2 separate regions of the Homo sapiens genome follow, and region 1 is linked to region 2. A link is a loop called in an ENCODE intact Hi-C map of the cell type or tissue named here. Cell type or tissue: PC-9. All regions are shown on one strand. Each heading gives the region's core, and the rest is flanking DNA. Links, peaks and the distances in the headings are about the cores only. Region 1 has its middle 35 kb from the start of LINC02031. Region 2 has its middle 25 kb from the start of LINC01995.

Region 1 (8,993 bases), core at 700-8,699, 77 kb before region 2:
TGTTTTATATTAATGATCAATTGACGAATTTAGGAGGTGTACATAAAAATGAAAATATACATTTTGGGAGAGCAAACAAATTCAGTTATTTTTATATTCACATTATCTTTTAAAAACATTAATTTCATGCTAAAAATGACTCTGGGTGAGTGGGAAGTATGTAGGGGCATTTCTTTGGCTGGGGTAGGTGGGAGGCAGGAGGAGAATGAAGTCAGGAGCCAGAATCTTATCTAAGGGAGGTTGTGAATGGCTAACCCAGGTGAAGGCCGTGGGGTGGGAGAAAAGGGAAGAGTAATAAGGGGGTCAATCACTTCACTGTTTGTCTCAGGGCTGTCTTTTTGCAGGTGTCTGAGTTACTTCAGGTGGTCTTTCTCAGTCACTGGGCTTTTAAATTGCCAATATCAAAATTACTGTGGTGATGCAGCAACTTATAAATCTTACAGTTATCAGATGATAGAGGCTGGTATCCTAGTAGCAGGAGCGTTGAGGGGAAATAAGACTGAAATAAATTTTAATGGACCTCTCTATCTTCCAATTGTGTTTCGCACACCTTCGACTTCTGTTTGGAGAGGTGAAGTTAAGTTATATTTTACATTTTCAATTTCAGAGAGGAGCAAACATAATTTTTTTTTTTTTTTTTTTTTTTTGAGACAGAGTCTCGCTCTGTTGCCCAGCCTAGAGTACAGTGGCGCAATCTCGGCTCACTGCAACCTCCGCCTCCCAGGTTCAAGCGATTCTCCTGCCTCAGCCTCCTAAGTTGCTGGGACTACAGGCGTGTGCCACCACGCCCGGCTAATTTTTTGTATTTTTAGTAGAGACGGGGTTTCACTGTGTTAGCCAGGATGGTCTCGATCTCCTGACCTCGTGATCCACCTGCCTTGGCCTCCCAAAGTGCTGGGAATACAGGCGTGAGCCACTGTGCCCCGCCAGCAAACCTAAATTTTTAGGGTGATTTTGTCTTTACATGTAGGGTAACTCCCAACACCAGACAGATGCAAATATCAGGTAATAGAAATCATTACGGCATCTATTCTGTATTTTATACTTTTCTTGACAAAGGATAAATTTGGGGTCTACAAAATCCTATAGCATCCCTAAAATGTTTTCTATGCTCTGTGCATATTTAAACCATCCTAAACAAAAATGAAGTTCTCCTGTCTCTGATAGGAGATTCCCAGTGTCCCTTGAAAACCCTCTTCAATATTTTGCTAGTGTCACCGCTGCATGTTTAGCCCCATTGGTGTTACTTTTTCCCTAATTGAAGATGGAGACTAGCTTATTGCCACACTTCCTGTGGTGACACTTTGTGTCATTGCATCCCCGTCACTTACCATTGTCCCTCAATTAGCATTTGTTGAACGAATGAATGAATGAAAAAGTACATGAATGAATGAATGAGTGAATGATTTTTGCTTCTAATGTACTCCATTGGCATGTCTCCTTTTTAGTCAGAATAATTCTAGTTCTTTCAAGTTTTATAAGGAATCTACCTTCTTTTTGAACACCAAAACCTTTTGGTTGGCTCTTTACTTAATGCTCTCTATGTTTTTCATGTTCCTTTTTGGTTTGAAGTCCAGAATTGGAGACCAGTGAAGTCTATCAGGTAAAAATGCTAAAACTCTTAGTAATTTATAGAATAGAGTAAAAAGCGTCAGTTCTTAGGACTCTGTGGCTATAACTGACTCAGGTCTAGCTTGTAGGCTTTGGGTCTTGAAATGTCTGAGTTGAAAGGGATTGAAGGAATTATTGTTAAGTGGTTTTGTTCTTTTGTTTTTGGTCTTGTCAATTAGTTTGTTTTGATGTAATGATTAATTAATGTGGCTAAGGCAAAAGTCTTTATCTCTTAGAAATACTCAAATATTTACAGATGAAATATTACGATTTCTAGGGTTTGCTTTAAAAGACAGCAGGAAACAAGGGGCAAATTAAAGCAATAGAGATGAGGCCAGATATATTGATAATTACCGAAGCTGGATTACTTATATTACTCTCAGTACTTTTATAAATAGATTTTTTCTTTCTTTCTTTTTTTTTTTTTTTTTTTTGCCGAGTCAAGTGAACATTTATTTTTGTGCCTTTCTTCCTATGTGCATTTCAAGTCTTTTTCAAAACAAGGCCCCAAGAATCTCCAGATTTAATTATGTCCCTGGGCTTGGTCGACCCCTGCAATAGTCTTAGGGAGCCTTGTACAAATGCTAGAGTTACTCATTTAGCAGCATTAAACCTTAGGAAAGAAGATGCAACAAAGCAAGACTCCTTCCTCCATGGAATGTGCTGATTTCAGACGAGGAGGCAGCCAATGTGGAAAACGCTGGAATTTTTCCTCGGAACTGGACTGTGATGAGAGGTGCTTGCCATGAACATAGCTACTGTCTTTTCTTTGACCCTTCCTTTCCAGTTTTTGAAGATAAAGCAGGAAATAATCGTCTCTGAAGATACTTGATAAAAATTCCCAAAAGAACAAAATCACTGGCTTCCACTTCATTGATACAAATTGACTGCAGTTTGGCACCTGGGTCTAGTTCAGCAGGGGGATGAGCTGATTGATGCGTTCACCCCAATAGCCAGATGTGCCCATCTCCTTGAGGATGCCCACTCTATTTTTGGTAGCATGGCAGGCCACCGAGAGGTGGAAAGGGTGCAAGAACCATGAAATCTCCTGGAAATGCTTCCCTGGGAGCGCAATTTCATGAATGAGGTCTTCCAAGCAAATGACACCAAACTTCCCCAGATGCTCCTCAATCGCTGTGTTGTCTGTCAGAAGGATGGTCTTATTCTTGACCTTGGCTTGTCCACATTTCAAAAGAAGTTCCCAGAGAGACTTCAGATTTGGAAATCCCCAGGTCACACAAGGTTCTATTATATGCAGCATTTTTAGGTTCTGAGGGGTGACTTTTACAGAGACACCACTAAAAATTTTCTTTAGGCAAAGTCTTACAATGGTTCTCTGCACCAGTAAACTCATGCCATCAATCCTTTCGATGAGTACAACAAAGGCCAAGGAATGTTTATCTGGCAATTCCAAGTCATGAGGTTTCACTTCTAGTCGTCAAAGACTCACCTTGCCATATTTCTGCTGCCAGGAATCATGTAGGAATAATTGCAGTTGCTTAAACCTGGCCCTTTTCCTTTCCTCTGCTCCTTCTTTGCCAAAAGTGCCTGCTTTGCCTGGGTGGCTTTGAGGGCTTGATAAGCCTTCCTCTTTTTCAGGAGATTTTCTGGAACCAAAGGGATTTTTCTTTGCTCTTGCTCCGCCATCTTTCTAGTGTTGCAGCTACTCTAGATTTTTTCATAATACAAAGTTAAGAAAAATATATTTAGACAAACTTAATCATTCTAGATGAAAAAAACCAAGATCCAAACATCGCAGAGCTAACAAAACGGAGACTGGGACTAGAAGGCAAGTCCTCTGTCTGCCATTGACATGCTGTTTCTGGTAAACCATGTATCAGTTCAGCCTGTTGTGCTCTCCCTATAGACTTTATTTTTGTCATCATCATCCTGGTAATAATAACTTCAACATGCAAAGGCCATGAACAATTCTAGTCAACTTCCAACCTAACTTAGTTTACCATCCCCTGTGATTTTAATAAGCATAAAAATTTCCCGACTCCAGGTAACTATCAAAAGAGAAAACAATGTTGATGTATCTCTTTGTTCTAGCATTCTTTGGAACAAAAATAGAGGATTGTTAGGGAAAAAAACCCAGACAAACATATGTGCAAGGAATTCCAAATAAGGAATAGTCACTAAACATATTTAAACTTTTAAACAAGAAATTGCACACTACAACAGAATCTAAATAATGTCCCAGAAGTAATTACTAATTTAAGTGTGTAATAAAATGATAAAATGCTTTCATAGAGCTCTGGCCTGCGGAGTCTCTGTGATACATCCAGCATCTTGGCAGCCATCCAAGGCCCAGAGTGGCTTTGAGTTTGGAATGTTTATTTCATCAGAAGCCAGGACCATCTCAGGAAGTCACCTGTGCCCAGATCACTCAGGGTTATGTGGTTTTATCCATGTTCCTCTGGAAAAAGAAACAGCGAGCATTTCTTCATTTGAAGGAAAGTAATAGGGTTGGTCTAAAGAAGGGAGGAGAAGGAGAATTATGTGTGTACGGGTGGCTGAGAGTGGGTGTGGGAGGAAATAGTTGGGGAGTTTACTCATTCAGGTAACCCTAAGGTAAATACCGTGAAATGGTTAACAGCAAACTGTCAGAGTAGTGTAGCCGGAATACAAATGTGTTAGTAGGAAGCGTTAAGTCAGGTGATTTACTCAGGTGAGGAGAAGTACTTCAGGGTGAGCCCTAACTAAGAAGTTGTCTTCCTGTTCAGAACCAGGGAGATTATGAGTGAGATGGCTCTATAAACCAGTGAGTGCCATAAGGAGGAATTTCTAAACTAATGTGGAATTCAAATGGCACTCACTTCCTTAAATAGGTTTCAAAACATTTTGGATTAGGTTTAAGACAGCTCCTTTAAATGATTTGTACTTCATAGACAAGCCACAAGTATTCTGCCCATTTTTCTCCAATCAGAATTAATTCTCTCTGCTCATAAGATGCATGTCATCAGCATAAAATTATTCTCCTCCCCATACTTTTTTGATTGTACCCTCCAATTCCCAAGGTGATTTAAAACTTATAAAAAGAGGTTCATAGTAACAATGGATTTCAATTTTAAACAAGCTTCTCAGTGAGAACCAGTTTGACATTAAAGCATACTTCCAAGTGAATTGTGTATTCATTTAAAGTTTAGGAAAAAAATAAAAACAAACCCTGCTTTACTCCCACCCAGCGTGTAACTCTAGGTCACCACCCCTGGAACATTGTGTCTTTGAGCTTTGGACTGGATTTGCTTCTGAGGTTAAGAGAAGTGTGTGGCAGATGTTGGGAGGCAGTTGGGGGTGGGGGTGGGGAGCAGGGATGAAGGGGCTGCCAGATGTTGAGCGGGAGGGTGGAGTGTGAGGATAAAAGCCTGCCAGATGTCTGTAGTGCAGAATGTTAGGCACCTGCTTTCCATGATCTTCAGAGGATGATTTATATCACATAAGTAGGATCTCATAAAGGTCCTCCCCCAATAAATACAGAATTCAGGGCTCCAGTAATGATTTTCTGTATGGTTTCTTGCCTCACAGTATGTCTTTTTAAAAATTCAAGTTGAGGGTTACGTGAATGAAAATACACAATCAACCAATATATTTGTAAATAAAAGGGGGGGGGGCTTTACATTGAAATCCGTTGTTCTAAATTATAAAGACAATCACCTTTTATTTTCTATTTATTTTATCTTTCCAATAAGACATGATTTGCTCTTCTCTCTCCCCATGATGGATTTAATAGATTTATTCATCAAGTTTTCTAAATTTAGACACCAAACTGATGTTTTTCTCCCACTGCTTAATTTTATTCTTAGCAGCACTTACATAAAGCCAGGCAGTGAAAGATATGGCAAAACTACTAACTTGCTGTGATCTGGAATGCACTTATAGAATAAAATAATAATGAAGATTGATATACCAGGGAGACTTCATACCAAGTGTCCCTACTGAAATCTGTGTTATGCTTTTGGTTTTTCCCCACAGTGCTTTTGGCCACATGTTTCCTGTGGTTTTTAGGAGTCTAGGTTTTCCTTGTAATGCCTGGACTAGACTCAGTTCTGAGGGCATAGATGAGCCATATAAAAGAAAATATGTGGATCTTATAATTTGCTTGCATTTTAGGAAACTTTAGTGTTTTCTAGGTCTAGATTTGATTAAAACAGGTTAAATTTCACTCCTTGATCTTATTTGAAAGCCTTTGAAATAATTGTATTTGCACTGTTGGTGGGAGTATAAATTATTTCAGTCATTGTGGAAGACAGTGTGGCAACTCCTCAGAGACCTAAAGACAGAAATATCATTTGATCCAGCAACCCCGTTACTGGGTATATACCCAAAGGAATATAAATCATTCTATTATAAAGATACATGCATGCGTATGTTCATTGCAGCACTATTCACAATAGCACAGACATGGAATCAACCTAAATGCCCCTCAGTGGTAGACTAGATAATGTGGTACATATATACCATGGAATGCTATGCAGCCAGAAACAAACAACATCATGTCCTTTGCAGGGATACAGATGGAGCTGGAGGCCATCATCCTTAGCAAACTAACACAGGAACAGAAAACCAAGTACTGCATGTTCTTACTTATAAGTGGGACTTATAAATGATGAGAATACATGGACACATAGAGGGAAGCAACCCACACTGGGGCCTACTGGAAGGTGAAGGGTGGGAGGAGGGAGGGGATCAGAAAAAATAACTAATGGGTACTAGGTTTAATACCTGGGTGATGAAATAATCTGTACAACAAACACCCATGACACACACTATCACCTATGTAACAAACCTGCACATGTACCCCTGAACTTAAGTTAAAAAAAGAGAAATAATTGTATTTGGTGAATTGGAGGGTGAACTAAGAGATGGAAAGATTGAGAGAGAAGCTATATTTGTCCCAGTGGCCCCTCAATCTTCAGAAAGCTCAGGCTTGTCATTCTTTCTGCACCACAGTTAGCAGTGTTGATCATTGCTCCTCTAGACTGCACTGGCATTCAAGCATTCAGTAAATAGTTATTGAGCACCTAGGAGGTACCACTCTGCTAAGTTCCGGGAATACAGTGCAGAAAGAGGTTTCTCTCCTCTTAAAACTCCAGTGTACTGGGGAAGATAGACATTGAGCAGATAATTGTTGAAATACTTATTCACAAGAGGTAAGTTCTAAAAGAAAAGTGAGTAATGTGTGCTATGAGAAAGATAACAGGGGGGACTTTGATAGATGTCATCAGATAACCATGGAATAGATTGCTTTATGACTTGGCAAATTGCTTCCTCATTTGGAATCATCAGATAGCCACTCGGTTAGGCAAGTCAGCTTTAAAATGTGATGGAAGGCAAGCATTTTGTCAGGTGGTACTTTCTTGTTTTCCAAGAAAATGAGAAATTCTTTTTTTGGCCTGTACTCCAGATTCTTCCAGGGCCAATTCCATAGTTGAAACTCGTTTTTACATTCAGGCTCTGGTTTTTGTTTTTCTAAATAAAAATTTAATTTTAGAATAGTTTTAGATGTATAGAAAAGTTGCGAAGATAGTACAGAGAGTTCCCATATACACCCCACCCAGTTTCCCCTAACATTTTATGTTAAGATGGTACATTTGTCACAATTAATGAACTAATATGGATACACTATTATTAACTGATGTTCATGTTCATGTTTTTATTTATATTTCCTTAGGTTTCACCTAATGTTCCTTTTGCTCCAGAATCCTGTCCAGTTTAGTTTCCTTGACTTTGGCAGTTTCTCAGATTTCTCTGGTTTTTGATGACCTTGATGGTTTTTGAGAAGTACTGATCAGGCATTTCGTAGGATGTCTCACTAGGAGAACCCTCATAATTTCCCCATGATTAGACTGGGGTTACGAGTTTTTGGGAGGGAAACTACAGAGGTAAAGTGCCATTCTCATGACATCATATCAAGGGTACTTACTATCAACATTGCTTATCATTGTTGATGTTGACCTTGATTGCCTGCTGAGGTAGTGTTTGTCAGGTTTCTCTGCTATAAAGTTACTCTTCCCCACCCCTTTTCATACTGTGCTTTTTGAAGGAAGTTACCATGTGCAGTCTGTACTTAAGGAGTTATATTTCACCTCCTTGAGGGTGGAGTATCCACACAAGCTATTTGGCAGTCTCCTGCTTGGGAAACTTGTCTATTCTTCCTCATTTATTTCTTTAGTCAATCATTTATTTATATCAGTATTGACTCACGGATATTTATTTTATACTTTGGGCTATAATCCAACACTATTTAACTTTGTGTCCCAAATTGTTCTATCTTTGGCTAGAAGCTCTTTCAGTTGGCTCTTACGCCCCTTAGACATAAGTGTATCCGTGTGTGTTTGTGTGTGTGTGTGTCTTCTTCAAACTTTTTTTTTTTCAGTACTTCCTTACTTTTTGGGCCTACAAGATGGTCCAGGCTGATCTTGTATTTTTCCTGCTATAGTTCTGGAATCAGCCATTTTTCCAAGGAGCCCTGTTTTTATTTTTATTTTTATTTTATTAGAGAATGGTACTGGGAGCCAGGATCTGTGTAGTTCTCCTGGTTTGTTTTTCACACTATAAATCACTTGTGAAATAGTCCGGACAGGAGTGTGGGGTGGAGAAGGAAGTCTGAGCTTCAGAGTCGGGCCTGATATCTATTTCCCATATTTCCCACTTGCTAACTGCAGAGCCCTGAACAAATAATTTAGCCTCTCAGAATCTCACCTTTCTCATCTATAAAATGGGCATATTATTTACCTCGCATGATTATTGTGAGAATAAGAAAAAGGATTTATAATGGGCCTGACACAGAACATCTATTCAAAAAGTCATTTCTATGGAGCAGGGTAGGTCCATATGGGTGTCCCCACCCCGGAGTTGGCTGAATACCAAGGAAAATAGATGTTTAATTTTTTAAATTACATAAACAAAACCATATTATTCATGAAGGAAATACAAAAGAGGATGTTTTACTTACAATCCTACTGCCCTAACACATGTTCCCTTTTAGTCTCTGTCAGTATGTACTTACTGAAAATATATTTTCATCATGTTGAATATAATAAGAGAAATAACATTTTAACATAATGTATATGGTAATAATAAAATAGCCCCACTTATTAGGTGCTTATCCTGTATTCAACTTTTACATGGATTGTTATAATCTCCATTTTATGGCTGAGAAAACTGAGGTACAAATAGGTTAACTACCTTTCCAGAAGGCACACAGCCAAGGAGAGAGGAAGACAGGATTTGAACTGAGATCTGTCTGATGCCAGAGCTGGAATCTTTAATCATTGTTACATTTTCTCTTTTATGTAGACACCCCCACCCTCCAGTCATATGTTAATACACAGGCATACATGTTAATTTCTTTCTTTTCTTTTCTTTTTCTTTTTTTT
Region 2 (8,993 bases), core at 667-8,666:
GCTGAAAGGTGAGGTTTATGGTGCTAAGTTAGGTCAACTCTGCCTTCTTTCTGAGCTGATTGGGAATTGAGACAAAATATATAGTTTCTCTTCTTGTTTCATTTGATCTCTTTAAGAGGGACATTTCCCACTTTCTGGGAGGCAAAGAGGGCTTAGGTGAGGTAGGTAAGGAACTAGGAGTGTGTGAACCAGTCAAGAAGAAATTGGAGTATCTGAACATTTAGCCATTTCAGGGTCCAGAATTTCAAGTTTGAATATTTCCCTTTCAGGACCTCTTTCTCTTCACAGTCCAGTAGCACTTCAGTCTATTCTGGGCTTTCCTCACCATCATCAGGATGCTAATTTTTTACTGAATTAAAATACCTTCAAAAATCTTATCAAAGAACCTCCCACTTAAAAAAAAAAAACCTCATGTTTTACCAAGCAAAGGTAGGAGTTTTGTCAGACATAGGAATGAGCACAGATTGTGTGACAAAGACACCAAAAGCAGTTGCAACAAAAGCAAAAATTGACAAGTGGGATCTAATTAAACTTAAGGGCTTCTGCACAGCAAAAGAAACTATCAGCAGAGTAAACCGACAACCTACAGAATGGGAGAAAATATTTGCAAACTATGCATCTGACAAAGGTCTAATATCCAGCATCTACAAGGAACTTAAACAGATTTATAAAAGAAAAGCAAACAACCCTATTAAAAAGTGGGCAAAGGAAATGAACAGACATTTCTCAAAAGAAGACATACATGCGGCCAATAAGCATATGACAAAAAGCTTCAATATCACTGATCATTAGAGAAATGCAAATCAAAACCACAATGAGATACCATCTCACACCAGTTAGAATAGCTATTGTTAAACAGTCAAAAAATATGGATGCTGGTGAGGTTGCAGAGAAAAGGGAACACTTATACACTGTTGGTGGGAGTGTAAATTAGTTCAACCATTGTGGAAAGCAGTATGATGATTCCTCAGAGAACTAAAAACAGAACTACCATTTGACCCAGCAATCCCATTACTGGGTCTATACCCAGAGGAATATAAATCATTCCATCATAAAGAAACATGCACCTGAATGTTCATTGCAGCACTACTCACAATAACAAAGTCATGGAATCAACCTAAATGCTCATCAGTGACAGATTGGATAAAGAAAATGTGGTACATATACACCATGGAATATTATGCAGCCATAAAAAAGAATGAGTTCATGTCTTTTGCAGAAACATGGATGGAGCTGGAGGCTATATCCTTAGCAAACTAACGCAGGAGCAGAAAACCAAATACCGCATGTCCTCACTTATAAGTGGGAGCTAAATGATAAAAACTTATGAACACTAAGAAGGAAACAGCAGACACTGGGGTCTACTTGAGGGTGGAGGGTGCGAGGAGGGAGAGGAGCAGAAAAGATCACTATCGAGTACTGAGCTTAATATCTGAGTGATGAAATAATCTGTACAACAAACCCCCATGACATGTGTTTACCTCTGTAAAAAACCTTCATATGTGCCCCCAAACCTAAAAGAAAAGTTTAAAAAAATACATGCAGAAAAAGGGAGTTTTGTCAGAGATTTTTGAAGAGTTCAGTATATGAGGTATTGGGTTGAAGGTTCCGTAGTTTTTTTTGCTTTTATTCTATTTCAAAGTTTTAGTGACTCTATATATTCTTTCAATCAATAAGGGTAATATCTGGCTTTTTCCTACTTAGAAAGAAGCTGAGAGAGCAGTCTGTCCTTCCCATCACTCCATTCCTTTCTTACAAACACAAACTATGCTCGAATCCAGAAAGTATTCAATGATTCTTGAAAATTATTTGAAAGTTTGTACTTCCATGTCTATGTTTATGTTGCTTCCTCTTCCTGGGACATCTTCATTTTCTCATCAAAATTCTGTTCCTGCATAAAGGCCAAAATGTCACTTCTTTCTGTAAAGCCTTCAAAATTTTTCACTTCCCTTACATTGTCTCTTCTCTCAAATTCATTCTCCCGTGTATTGAGGGGACCTTAATGCATGGAATGTGTATTCTAACGGTGACTTCCAGTTGGGACCCCACATCCCTAGTGGCCACAGCCCATCCTCTAGATGGAACTGTCACTTGCTAATAACTTCTGAGCCATGCCTCAGTTTGTGACTCCCTTCGAGTACCATGTCCTTGATTCTCTGTCTGTTCTTTAAGATTAACTGCTTCAACTAGATGAAGTCTCTCTAGTACTGGGCTCAAATTATTTTGAGAGGGTCTCTGCTCTGACATAGCTTGTTTTTTCTCCATGCTGATTCTGTCTTGATAAGGGTCAGTGTATCTTGTTTATGAGAGATAGGCATAAAAGTAGAAATCTGTCAACGTAGATTTTTCAAATTAAAACAAATTCATGCTATCTAGTTCTTAGATATACTATGAACTCCTCAGAGGCTGGAATCACATCTTAATCATTAATCATCTCTGTATTCCAAGTATTTAGTATAGTATCTGACAGCAGGCTTGCAATTTATTTTTGTTGAGTGAATGAATGAAGCAATGCAGTTTGTTTTGAAAGCCATCAGTATATCTCAGCATTGCAGGTCCATCATTCATTTAGCAAGCATTTTTTGAGAAGTTGCTTTTATGTGCAAGCACTATATTAGATGCCATGGAAATCTGAAATAGCCTTAATGCTACTAAGAATCACAACTACCACTAATAATTGCAACCACACAACAATAACCAACATATGTTGCGTACTTATTAGATTATAAGAACTGTGCTAATTGCTTCATAAGCATTCTTTTAACTCTTACAACAACTCTGAGTCAAGCATATTATTATTATTCCCATTTACAGAAAGAGAACTGATTTTCAGAAAGGCTAAGTAAATGAAAACAAGTTGGGAATATAATGTTTACCCAATAGAGTTAGGGAGATACAACAGTCATCTGGAATGTCTTAAGTGTCACAAGGAAATACATTTGCCGTTCTCAAATGTCATTTAAAGAGCCCTTGAATGCTAAATTGATACAACTGGGGAATTAGAATTTACTGGGTAACCTTTATTTAACCTGCGTATTATCACTAAAGAACTCTGCTTTCTTCATTCATCCATCCATTCACCAAACATGAATGGCATGTTGGCAGTGTGCCAGGAACTGTACTAAGCATTGGGGGCAGGGTGTAGGGAACTGGGAGAGGTGAGACAAACATGTAAAGAGGTCATTGTAATTCATAAATAAATGCTGTAATAGTGATGGGAACATGTTTCCAAGGAATATTTCCAACATTTCACCATTAAGTATGACATTTGTAGTAGGTGTTTGTGGTTATCTGCTATTAGGTTAAGAAAGGTCCTTTTATTTCTAGTTTGCTAAGAGTTGTTTTTTATTTTTCCTAAATCATAAATAACTGCTGCATTTATTTCCTGTAATTTTTTTCTACATCTCTTCAAATGATATTTTTCACTTATGGAGATTATTTGTCCTCTTTTATTTATTGTGATACTTGCATTGTCTGAAATATAATATTTCTTAACATTAAACCAACCTTGCATTTTTGGGATGGACCGTAATGTTATAGACCTATTCAGGTTTTATACCTTTTTTTCTTTATTTAAAAAAATTTTTCATTCACTTTTGTTATGTATTTGTAGGAATATATCTATTTTACCTAAGTTTTTGAATGTATTGGCATAGTTATCACACTATTAATTTATCATTTTTAACTTACATAACATCAGTAGTTATGGCCGCATCATTTTTAGTATTGTTTATTTATTTGTTTTCTCTTTTTTCTCTTCATTAACATTATTAAAAAGCTTCTCAATTTTATTAGTCTTTTCAATGACTACATTCTGGCTTTGTTTAAACCTAATTATTTTCTAATTTCACAATATACATGTTTACCTTATTTAATTTTGAGCCTTTCTTTTCTTTTCTGTGGGCATGCAAAACATACATTTTCTTCCAAGAAGTACCTTAGCTGCATCCCTCAAGTTTTGATGTTTATTTTTCATATATAATTTATTTTAAAATTATATAATAATATAATTTCCGTTATGTTTTCTTATTTTGCCATGAGTTATTTAAAATGTATTTTAAAATTTCCAATGAAATAGATTGTTATTATGTTCTTTTTGAAAAGTTATCTTTATTACATTGTGGGCTGAGGATGTGGTGTATAGAGAGTCTTTGAAATGTATTATACTTGCTTTATAGCCTAATGCATGGTTAATTTTGGTAAATAGCCCTCGTGTGTTTGACAAGTAGTTTGATGCAGTGTTCTAAAAATATATCCTTTGGATCAGGCTTGTTATTTTGTGTTGTTCAAATCTATACCCTTGCTGTTTTTGGATTGTTTGATCCATCAATTACTGAGAGAAGTGTGTTAAAGTGTATGAACATATAACCTTCCGTTAACTGATAGCTCAAGTTTGTATTTATACATTTTGAAGCCATAACACATACCTTAGAGTTTAAAATTGTTATATGTTCCTTGTGAATTGAAGCTTTTATTACTATGTAGTGACCATTCTTATTTCTAATAGTGCCTTTTAGCACTATTAGACCTTAAAGTCTATTTTACATGATATTAATGTGGGTTCACCAGCTTCTTTTGGTTCATATTTGCTCAGAAGGAAATATTTCCAAAAGGTTAACAGTCATTAATGCTGGGTGATGAGATAAAATGTAGTTGTTATTTTCTTTCTGCTTTTCAGTATTTTCAAAAATTTCTTTAATAAGCATATACTATTTTCATAATAAGAAAAACTACATTTTAAAAATTTGATTTAAAAAATGATTAAGAGCCCAGAGAGATCCTCCTTTTTGATCAAGCTTAGTATGTGGGGTCTAGATTCTCATGTAACAGTTTATATGTCATACAAGTAGCTCTTACCAGTGAAACTTTTTAAAAATTAATTTCTATTTTTATTTCAATAGTTTTTGGGGGTACAGGTGGTTTTTGGTTACATGGATAAGTTCTTTAGTGGTGATTTCTGAGATTTGGGTGCGCCCGAGCAGTGTTCACTGAGCCCAATGCGTAGTCTTTTATCCTTCAACCCCTCCCACCCTTACTCCTGAGTCCCCAAAGTCCATTGTATCATTCTTATGCCTTTGCGCCCTCATAGCTTAGCTCCCATTTATAAACCAGAACATATGCTATTTGGTTTTCCATTCCTGAGTTACTTCATTTAGGATAATGGCCTCCAGTTCCATCCAAGCTGCTGCAAAAGACATTATTTCATTCCTTTTTATGGCTGGGTAGTATTCTATGGTTTATATATACCAGATTTTCTTTATCTACTTGTTGGTTGATAGGCACTTAGGTTGGTTCCATATCTTTGATATTGTGAGCTGGGCTGCTATAAACATGCATGTGCATGTGTCTTTTTTGTGTAATGACTTATTTTCCTCTGGATAGATACCCAGTAGTGGGATTGCTGGATAGAATGGTAGTTCTACTTTTAGTTCTTTAAGGAATTTTCATACTGACTTCCATGGTGATTGTACTAGTTTACATTCCCCCCAGCAGTGTAAAAGTGTTCCCTTTTCACCACATCTGTGCCAACATCCGTTGTTTTTGACTTTTTAATTATGGCCCATTCTTGCAGGAGGAAGGTGGTATCTCATTGTGGTTTTGATTTGCATTTCCCTGATAATTAGTGATTTTGAGCATTTTTTCGTATGTTGGCTGTTTGTATATCTTCTTTTGAGAATTGTCTATTCATGTCTTTTGCCCACTTTTTGATGAGATCATTTTTTTTTCTTGCTGATTTGTTTGAATTCCTTGTAGATTCTGCATAGGAGTCCTTTGGTGGATGCATAGTTTGTGAGTATTTTCTCCTGTTCTGTGGGTTGTCTGTTTGCTGATTATTTCTTTTGCTGAAGCACTGAAACTTTTTGAGGTCTTTCTTGGTAAGTAATATTCTATTCTACCGACTGCATTATGTATTATCAAGGATGATGAAATGTGATGTCTTACCTAACACTTGCTGGCAGAATTAGTGACCCCCCTTCTACGTTTTCACTCCTTTTCTGGGTTTCTGGTTTTTGAGTACTCATCACTCTACCTCGTGGACATAAAGTTGCTTGGGGCAGGAATCTCTGGCTTTCTGGGTGGGGTCCAGGTTGTAAGCCAGCAAGGTCCATCAGACAGGAAGCAAGGTCCAGCCTCAGGGCATTGGTAGATGTATGGGGTTTCAGAGCCGGGCTCCCAGGCTGGACTCAGTACCTTTGGCACCTGGTGTCAGAGGACAAGGAGTGCTAGCTGATGTCATCAGGTCAAGTCAGTGTTTACTAAATGGAAACATATTCATAAATACCAATTCTTTAATAACCCTGTAATGGATACATTGTTGTCCCTTATGACAAATTGTATGGATAGGCTTGCTTTGCTTTTTCCCACCCCTTCTGGCGTGCCTTCTTCATCTGCAGAGGCTGTACAAGTAGCAATGATATTTTCCACATGCCCTTGCAGCTATGAGGTTGGATGCAATTCCAATTTTACCACTTGTACTCTCACAAGACTTGGGTTAGTAATAAAGTGGAATATAGGGAGAGAGATTCGGCATGAGGCATCTATCTTGCTAGTAAGGAAGATGCCAGAGGTAAGTGGTTGTCTCAGAAAACAGCAGAGGCCTATTTACCCAACTCTTCTCATGCTTTGGAAAGTGACTCAGTAATACATTTCTTCTTATTTTAATTAGTTAGCAAGGATTTTGTTTTCTGTAGTTCTGATCTGACAAATAGATCCATTGCACACAAGAGAAAACAGACTTGGAGATGGGAAGCGACTTGCCCAAGATCTCACTGCTAATGAGTGTCAGAGCTGGACTGTGAGCCTAGGCCGTCCAATGCCAAAATAGCACTCCTTTGGCAGCAGGACAAGTGACAGTCTCAGAGATCAGGCTACAGACACCCCCAGGGTCACTGAGATGCTACTAAGAAATCACACATCAGCTTGGCGTGGTGGCTCATGCTCATAATCCCAGCACTTTGGGAAGTCGAGGTGGGCAGATCACTTGAGGCCAGGAGTTCGAACCCAGCCTGGCCAACATAGCAAAACCGCATCTCTACTAAAAACACAAAAAATTAACTAAGAGTGGTGGTGTGCACCTGTAGTCCCAACTACTCTGGATGCTGAGGCATGAGAATCGCTTGAACCAGGGAGGCAGAGGTTGCAGTGACCCGAGATTGTGCCACTGTGCTTCAGCCTGGGTGACAGAGCAAGACTGTCTAAAAAAAAAGAAAGAAATCACACATGCAGATCCAAGGTCTTGGTGCCACAATGATGCTTTTGATGACAATATCTAATAAGGGCTGCTGCCACTTGGCACAGGCCTGGGCTAGAAGATGGCTCCCCACCAATTCCGCCCCTATTACTGTCCCTTTTTTTGTGGTCCCTTTGGCCTTTATTCTAAATGTATTACTTGCTCTCTTGTATTTCTGGGTTAGTGTTGAGACCCCACACAGATCTGTTTGCTCGTTCAGTCATGTTCACATCGTACTGTTTGCTTCTTTACTGAGCTTAGAATATTTTATTGCTTCTGCAAAACTTTTTAAGGGTGAAGGAGGGAATGATGAACCAGTAGGTTCAGGCAGAGAAGCAAATATTGAATTATAATGATCAGATTATTCATCCCGTCTCCTACTAAGCTATCTATAGTAGATGTCCTGTCCATCTTAGTCCATTGTTGCCTCATTTATGGCTCTCCTCATAATTTGTAATTCTTTTATTTCTTTTCTTTTGGTTCATTTGTTTTACTTTACTGTTTTCATACTAGGAAATAAAGTTCATGAGGTCAGGGTACAAGTCAATCTCTGTCAGGGCTGTTGTATCTGCAGCCCGTAGTTCAATTCTAGCACAAAGTAGGCATTTGAAAACATTTACTGAATGAATGAATGAATGCATGAATAGCAGAGACCATGTTTATCTTTTCATCTTTGTATTTTGGCATCCAGTTCAGAGACCAACATGTAGAGGTTACTGATTCATTTTATTGAAAAAGAAACTATAATATGTATGACCTACATTCATGAATAAAAATTTCACTTTTTTCTCTTCAGTGTCTTCAAAACTGGAAGCTTTGGGTCACCATTCACTTGCGATTTATTCAGCAACTATCAGTACAGTGAGTTGATTCAAAGATAAATAAGAAACACACCTTTCACAACTTTAACTTTAGTAGAGAATTCAGCACATTGTATATCTTTAACAGATTTTATAATGGATCAATAAATGAACAAATAAATGCTAAATTTCTGAGGATTGATATTACCCACAGAAAAAAAATCTGCATTGTTGGGCAACAGGATAATTTCAGCTATGCTGCATTGATTGAATATACTGGATGTTGTCTACATAAGACAATATTTCCTGGATGGCTTTCTCTCTGGTTGTTTCTCCTTTAGCTGGTGATATAGAATAGATTCCATAACACCTTTGTCTCTGAGCTTTGTTGGTGGGTGAGCAATGCCTATGGACACCACTCACAGAGCTGAGACACTGGCAGGAGAGAGTAGAGAACAGGATAATGAGAAAGCAAGAAGAAGGGAAAAAAGGGAAATGGGAGAGGTCAGGTGATGTAAGCAAGGAAAAGAATGGAGGAAAAGGAAGAAACAAAATCAATAATGTTTATGATGCCTGCCAGTTATTGAATGCCTATCATAGAGGTTCCATGTTGTGTTCAACACATGTGTTATCTCTAATCTTTACAACCCAGCCAGCAAGGTCAGGAACATTTATTGTTTTCATTGTGTAGATGAGCAGATAGGTTCAGTGAGGTCAATAAGTAACTTGACCAGCTACACACTGCTAAGAGGGACAGCCAGGATTTGCTCTCAGGAATGTCTGGCTCAAATCCATAGTATGATCCCTTGGTGAGGAATGACAGAGATCTTCTAACAGGGCCCTGCAGGCCTCCCATAGGACATTGGGATTATAGATTGTCAAACACCTACTCTAGGTGGAATATCTAGATCTCAACACTTTAAAGTATATCTGTTTATCCGCTAATTCATACATACACACAC

The links. Hi-C counts contacts between places; a loop is a spot of excess contacts. Peaks named below come from ENCODE experiments on the same cell type or tissue, not always from the same donor. Only the 100,000 strongest peaks of a DNase experiment are listed, where the experiment ranks them.
Region 1: it touches region 2 in a loop (2.2-fold over the local background); 2 of 110 quality-filtered maps call a loop at or near these places.

What each region holds. Positions count from the first base shown.
Region 1 is chr3:182,604,939-182,613,931 of GRCh38, reverse strand. It overlaps the pseudogene RPL7L1P8. Among named protein-coding and RNA genes, the nearest start is that of LINC02031, 35 kb to the left of the region's middle. In PC-9, for the core only: no CTCF peak of the experiment used is centred there; a DNase peak (open chromatin) is centred at 4,191; H3K4me3 peaks cover 1,458 bases; H3K27ac peaks cover 2,614 bases.
Region 2 is chr3:182,527,715-182,536,707 of GRCh38, reverse strand. No RefSeq gene overlaps it. Among named protein-coding and RNA genes, the nearest start is that of LINC01995, 25 kb to the right of the region's middle. In PC-9, for the core only: no CTCF peak of the experiment used is centred there; no DNase peak of the experiment used is centred there.